2 separate regions of the Homo sapiens genome follow, and region 2 is linked to region 1. Evidence: chromatin contacts called from ENCODE Hi-C or POLR2A ChIA-PET data. All regions are on one chromosome and are shown on one strand. Each heading gives the region's core, a stretch centred on a gene start or an enhancer-like site at or near the end of the contact. The rest is flanking DNA. Distances are from core to core; before and after follow the strand shown. Region 1 holds the start of ERCC6L2 (ERCC excision repair 6 like 2). Region 2 has its middle 17 kb from the start of FBP1.

Region 1 (3,456 bases), core at 700-3,199:
GTGTCGCCAGATTAGAGTGCGGTGGCGCAAACTCGGCTCACTGCAACCTCTATAGACCTCCCGGGTTCAAGCGATTCTCCTGCCTCAGCCTCCTGAGTAGCTGGGACTACAGGCATGTGCCACTACGCCCAGCTAATTTTTGTATTTTTATTAGAGACGGGGTTTCACCATATTGGCCAGGATGGTCTTGATCTCTTGACCTCATGATCCGCTCACCTTGGCCTCCCAGAGTGCTGGGATTACAGGCATGAGCCAACCGCGCCCGGCCTATTAGCCAAAATATTAAACTGACATAATGGCTATGTAGAATGCAACTTTCAAGTGGATGCATTCCATTGATAATAATAGTAATAACAACACATATATTCCTTACTATGACCAGCTACTGTTTTAGGAGTTTTACTTAATTATCTAATTTTTTACAATTACCATTTTTAGGTAGTTTACTATTATTAGCTTCACTGTAATGGTGATAGGTGAGTACAATAAAACACGGAGAAGTGATCTGGCCAACAACTCACACATAGATGGCTGAGTTAGATGTTTCACTTAGGCTTAAAGTTATTGCCTGCTGGTAAGCAAACAAGTCATATTTTAAATGAAGCATTTTATGAACACATACTACTAGTTTTTAGTATCTGCCATAGAATTGAGATCTATTTGCAAACAGCCATATTGTTTTCTTAAGACACTACTGTAGGCAGAATAATGATCCCCCAAAGATGTTTATCTCCTAATTTCCGGAATTCGTGAATATATTAGCTTACATGGCAAAAGGATTCTGCTGATGTGATCAAGGGCAGAGACCTGGAAATGGGAAGATGATCCTGGATTACTCAGGTGAGCCCTCAGAATCTTTTCCAGCTGCAATCAGCGGTAGACTTGAGGATGGAAGGTTCAGAGAGATGGCATATCACTGGCTTTGAAGATGGAGGAAGGGACCAAAGCCAAGGAATGTGGACAGAAGCTGGCAAAGGCAAGCTAAGGATTGTCCTGTGGAGTCACCAGAAAGGAGTGCAGCCCGGGTGACACCCAGGTAGCACTTCTGATCTACAGAACCGTGAGATAATAAATGCATTGTCTGTCAGATGATAAATTTGTGCTGTTTCAAGCTACAAAGTTTGTGGTTTTTGGTTATTGTGGCAATAGGGAACGGATACAGGCCCTGTCAGGTATTTCACTCAATCCATGAAATACCTTACAGTATACAAATTTTAACATGCGCGGGAGCCACTTACGGATCCGTCTATCTGTGCTGCCTGGGAGTGTCAAGAGGCCGTGTCCTTCATTCACCTCGCGCGTGGGCGGCGCTGCCCTGAAGATGCTCCCGGGCTCAGTGCAGACGGCTCAGCGTTCTCTCGCGTTCAACGAACCGCCAGAAACGTCAGATGGTACGGAGGAAAACACTTTACACTTTAACAGTATTTTTACGTTTATTTGCAGCAAATGTTGTTGGCTTTGTATTTAAAGTATTTATGACTCACTATAAAGTGTAGGATCCAAGAAAACGCGCTAGTTTCACTTGGCCCCCGTGGCTGTCCCGGGGAGCTCTCCAAGGAAGGACTGGTTCCTGAAGTTCCTGGGGTGCTGCACCACCACGGAAGAACCAAGCTCCACAGAGAAGCCAGAAGCCGCGACCGCGGGGACGCTCTCTGCCAGGCCTCCACCGCCTCAGCGGCCCTTTACAGCCACCGCATTCTCCATGCCCCCAGTTATTTCTAGCTTCGCACAGCGCCCGGCCCACCGAGCGACCTCAAACCTCGCGACACTCGCAACTCCCGAGGCCCTTCCTGCTACTGGCCTCAGAGGGAAGAGACATCGGGAAGATTGCTCCGCCCACAGAAAGGAAGATTTCGTTCTCGCGAGATCCCAATGACAATTCGGGAGCCCGTTCTCGCGGGATTTTCCAAGACCGGGTTGGAATTTGCGGGGGTTAGGAGACGGAAGTCAGAGCCTAGGAAGATTTGGGGGTCGCCTTGCCGGCCTCCTGTCCTCCTCCGGCGGCGGCGGAGCCCGAGAGAACTAGGTGAACACCGCTTTGCCAGCCTCACACAGCGTCCCCTGGCTCTGCCGCCGCTCCGGACGTCGCCCTCCCGTTCTGCTTGGGTCCCCTTAGTCGCTACCTTTGCTGGGATCCCCCTCCTCCATCCTGTGGCTTCGGGTTGCCGAAGAGCGATGCTCGGAGGGCGGCCGGAAGTGGCGTTGGCCGCCATTGGCCTGCCGGCCAGCCACCTTGCTGTCCTCCGCCGCCTTCCGGGTGTTACATGCAGCCGGGCTCGGCCCCTCCCCCTGGCCGGATGGATCCGTCGGCGCCACAGCCCCGCGCGGAAACCTCAGGCAAAGGTACCAGCTCCGCGCTCGCCCCTTACGCAGAGGCCTGTGTACTGCGTCGCGTTGGACCAGTTCTTGCCGGTGCCCTTCGGGTTGGGGTTTTGCCCTGTAGATCCTCTTCAGTGACAGCTGCAGATTGTGAACCCCTCCAGGCCTGGAACCAAATCTCCGATTCAGTGTTGAGAACCTGGACTCGGGAGTCAGCCCCTGGGATCTAGTGCTGCCTCTGACAGTTACTTGCTGAGCAACTTTGGGCAGGCTCCTCATCTGTAAAACTGGGTTCATTACTAGGTTCTTGCGATTATTAAATGACGTGGGGAATACGCAAAGTATTTATGTGACCCCGCGTGTGGCCCATATTAAGCACTCAGTAAATGTTATTTTCATTCTTTATTCTTGTATGCCCCAGTTGTTAGTGAATGGCAGAAGTTTGTTGTAAGTAGATAAATGAAGGTTGAGATATTTAGTTCAGTTGAGTTTTATTGCCTATTGAGTCAGGGCATTATATTCTGCCTTAAATAGGAGGTTTAAAGAAGGTGTGATTATCTACCACAAGTCACCTGGGATGCCTTCTGGCACCCAAATGAGTAGTTTTCATTAATAATTGTGCTGTATAACAAAAGCTACCAGGTATTGAGTGATTTTCCTGAGCCCAGCAATATGCTGATTGTTTACTTGCTTTCCTTTGAGGAAGATATCGATCTCATTAAATAGATGAATTCAGAGCTAAAGTTCAGAGAGGGCAAGTTACAAGCCTGAATTCTGAGGTCTAGGAATTGATGACGCTGTAATTCAGGGACCAAACATATAAATACCTATAGGAGACTGGCAGCTAAAAATAGATGAAGCTGCCGAGTGGATATTGTGACTGGGAGGCTCATTCCTTTTGATAAATCTAGTCACTCTTGGTATTTAGGGAAATTGGTGGAAGGAGCAGAAAGCTCCAGGGCCCCGAGGTGGGAACACCCTTGAGGAATGCTTGAGGAGGCCTTTGGAGTGAAAGAGGGAGAGAGAGACCCTATCACCAGAATGAGTTGAGTTGGTAATTAGTTTAAACCAAAACAAATGATTTCGACTCATTAAATTTTAGGACACTTAACCCATTTCCCTGTTAAATCCAACAGG
Region 2 (3,624 bases), core at 853-3,352, 1.2 Mb before region 1:
AGTCAGAGTTCTTCTCCATGCGAGTACTGACGAGTGGGTGCGCTGAGACTGAGTCATTGGCTAGAGCAGGAACTGGTGGGCAGTGATGCTGGGGAAGGAAGTACAGAGAGGACATGTCAGGTGGTCACCAGCCCAGCAACTCCCCATCACATGTGCCTCAGCACGTCCAGCCTAAGGGAGGGAGGGACAGTCGACCCAGACCTTGTCAGTCCACAGGCTGGAGGTAATTGAAATCCAGCCACTTTGATGGCAACTGCTATGGCCCTAGTCCTGTACTATAAAGCAGATCATCTGAGAACAAGAGAGCTCACCCAATGTCCATTTCACCTTGAATAAAATCTGGAGGCTGTGGCTCTGCTTACCCTCAACAGTCAGCTAGGGGCACTTCTCCAATGACACACCCCATGTCCTTAGACTTCCTCAGTGGCTCAATGTCTAACATGAGGAAGCGAGAACATGGACATCCCAACGCTTGTGTAATTGTAACGACTGTCTGCAAAGCACTTCAGTGTTCCCAAATGGAAAGATTCCCCGGAAGTAGAAAGAGCTATTATTGTCCATTATGAGCATTCTTTCTAGAATCTTCTTCTTTCTACCCTCAACTGTGGCTTTTTAGACTAGCAGACATCTGCCAAAAGCCACTAACCCAGAGACACTGATTCTATCAAACAGCACAGTGGGACAGTCACTCTCCCAACTTTCTTTCTTTTTCTTTTTTCTTTTTTTTTTTGAGACAGAGTTTCGCTCTTGTTGCCCAGGCTGGCGTGCAATAGTGCAATCTCGGTTCACCGCAACCTCCACCTCCTGGGTTCAAGCGATTCTCCTGCCTCAGCCTCCCGAGTAGCTGGGATTACAGGCATGTGCCACCGTATCCAGCTAATTTTTGTATTTTTGGGAGAGACAGGGTTTCTCCATGTTGGTCAGGCTTGTCTCAAATTCCCCACCTCGGGTGATCCACCCACCTCAGCCTCCCAAAGTGCTGGGATTACTGTCATGAGCCACCAGGCCCGGCCCCCAACTTTCTTAATAATTAAATCCAATCTCTTGCTAGACAGACTTTTTTGTTGTAGTGCCAAGGCTGCTTGAAATTTTCATTTTGCTGTCTAATTTGCATAAACTTGTAATCAATAAGTTTTTGCCCTATACTTGGCCCCTACTCCTACCGTAGTAAAATATTCGATGCATATTTTTCATGGAAATATTGAAGAAACATACATTCTCAGACAAGAAACATCAAATGTGGCCATTGCTTTTGTACCACTCAATATGCAACTCAGACTGGTTGAAATTTAGACCAAATGGTAACATCCAGAAGAAGATAGGACCACAGAGCTAAGGAGGGCTGCAGTGGGCTGAATATGGTGCCACTGCCCACAGTGTCCACCCAGAATCTGGGATGGTGGCCTTATTTGGGAAATGGGGTCTTTGAAGATGTAATCAAGTGAAGGCTGTTGCCATGTGATCATCCTGAATTACCCAGGTGAGCCCTAAACCCAATTACAAGTGTCCTCACAAGAGAAAGGCAGAGAGAGATTTGAAACACACAGAGCAGAAGGTGATGTGGAGGTGGGACAGAGACCCAGCGAAGCAGCCACATGCTGAGGAGCGCCTGGAGCTGGAGGAGGCAGGAGAGGACTCGTCCTGAGCCGTCAGAGGAAGGACAGCCCTGCCGCCACCTTCATTTCAGACTCGGCTTCCAGAACCGCAGGAGGACACAGTTCTGTGGCTATGAACCACCCGATTTGTGGTGCTTGGTTATGGCAGCCACAGGAAATGAATACAGAAACTATTCAAATCCCCTGGTTGAATTCCTTTATTTTACAGATGAGAAAAATAACAGCATTCGCAAGCGACACACAGTTTATGAAATGTTTTCACAGAGTGACCATGTTCAGTCTTCATAGCAATTCTGTGAGGTGGTAGTTTCTGCCTGTTAAAAGGAAAACTGAGGCAAACTACATTTAACAGAGTTTAATTGAGCAAAGAATGATATGGGAATCAGGCAGCCCCCTGACCAGAAGAGGTTCAGAGCGTCTCTGGTGCTGCCGTGTGGTGAGAGTCTTTACGGGCAGAGAACGGAAAGTGAAGCACAGAAAACAGAAGTGAGGCAGAGAAACAGCCTGATTGGCTACAGCTCAGCGTTGGCCTTACTCGAACACAGTTGGAAGACTTGGCCACCTGTGAGTGGTTGAAGTATGGTTGCTTGTCACAAGAGTAGGTTACAGCCCCTTTCACATCCAGTTAAGTGACAGTTCCCTTTGTGCAGAGAAGCCTTTAGCCACACAGGTCCCAAATGTAACATAACATTTGTTACACTTAAAATAAGTAAGGAGGCAGCTGTAGGCTAAATTTAACATGCCTGGGAGGAGGGAACTGAAGCTCAAACCAGAAGCAGCAGATAGATGGGTCTGCAAATTTCATGCGTTTTCCACCAGATCTCTGCCTGTGGCTCAGAGAGGTGTGGCAGCACAGCTACCTCACACAGCTGCTGAGAAACAGGCTTGGATACAGGTCTTTTTTTTCTCCCCACTTTTGCTTCAGATCTCTACCCAGGTATAACGAGCTGCATCTCAAGGTCAGAACGACTGAACAATAAAGAGGTTGGTTCAACAGATGACCTCAAAACTCATAACCTACATCCCGAAGCTAAAGAAAAACTTACGTCTCCAAAAAGAGGTGTAGTTAGCTGCAGGTTATTTGAATGAGCAGCACATGCTGTGCATTTGCTTTAAGATTCTCCAAACACGCAGAAAGCCAAGCTAATCCTCAGCGCTCCCATGCCAATCTGGTGTGGGGACCCTCCACTCCAGGCTGCCTTGTAGAATGCCTTATTGATGTGCGGCAAGGGGCACCCCATGAAAGTCCCAACAGCTCTGAAGGTAATGAGCAAATAATCCAGTTGAGCAAGCAATCAAAGAACAATAACAATTGTCTTGTGACAATACCCCCCAGTTTGTAATTAGTTAGCTTAAATTAGTTTAAATTCACTTCATTTGGAAGATTTTGCCTCTGAGGCAGGCCAAGGCTCTCTTTCAGAGGCCAATTAGATTAAATTAGAAGTGGCACATTAGCTGGGGAGACTTCATTCATTTTGGGTTTTTGCAGCCTTAATTATGATGCAGACACAGCTGGAGTCATCCTTTGGAGGGTTTTCTTGCTTCAGCAGGCACTGGAGGCGACTGGATTCCTGGGAGAGGTGCTTTCAGTGGCGTGTGTGGCCAACCAAGCCACCCAAGGCTACTTTGTCACCAGATTCTGCTCTTGGCCCATTCCCCCAGCTGCTGTGGGAGAGTCACAGGAAGTGAGGAATCCTAAGAAGATCTTCCTTTTTCAAAACAGCTTCATCAAGGTGCAATTAACAGACAAGAAACTGCACACACTGAAAATACACACTTTGGTATGTTTTCACATGTCTATACCCATGGAACTACCACCACAATCAGAATAATAAGTATATTGAAGGAAATGAAAATATTTCACTCCAAAATATACTTTTTGGCATATTTTAAGATGGCTATTCAAAAGGGCTAGAAATCCAAGAATAGCTGAAAAGCTGTCTTGCTGGGGGAGGTTTGCGTCCATAGAGACCATCTTTGTGAGCCAGGCCTCCTCTTCTGCCCCTGC

Evidence for each region. A loop is a pair of places that touch in the nucleus more often than their neighbours do. ChIA-PET counts read pairs that join two places held with the same protein, here RNA polymerase II (POLR2A). Pooled maps may share reads with other maps.
Region 2: a pooled map shows a loop between it and region 1 (5-fold over the local background). The contact joins the enhancer-like site here to the promoter of ERCC6L2 in region 1. A Hi-C loop is called at or near these places in 1 of 168 maps with a recorded cell type or tissue (OCI-LY7) and 3 of 50 pooled maps. POLR2A ChIA-PET finds 5 or more read pairs at or near these places in 2 of 52 experiments (PC-9 and activated CD4-positive, alpha-beta T cell).

Annotation. Positions count from the first base shown.
Region 1 is chr9:95,873,742-95,877,197 of GRCh38, forward strand. It overlaps ERCC6L2 (ERCC excision repair 6 like 2), which reads left to right and starts at 1,950. Exons shown (of 19, transcript NM_020207.7): 1 at 1,950-2,343. The coding sequence starts at 2,298. It overlaps ERCC6L2-AS1 (ERCC6L2 antisense RNA 1), which reads right to left and starts at 2,236. Exons shown (of 3, transcript NR_023390.1): 1 at 2,124-2,236. RefSeq lists enhancers at 1,121-1,250, 1,481-1,530, 1,571-1,670, 1,805-2,679, 1,811-2,040 and 1 more.
Region 2 is chr9:94,654,274-94,657,897 of GRCh38, forward strand. No RefSeq gene overlaps it. Among named protein-coding and RNA genes, the nearest start is that of FBP1, 17 kb to the left of the region's middle. Within about 2 kb of position 2,103, at least 9 of the 41 ENCODE cell types and tissues checked have a DNase peak (open chromatin) inside an H3K27ac peak, as active enhancers do; they include OCI-LY7, where a contact is called at or near this core.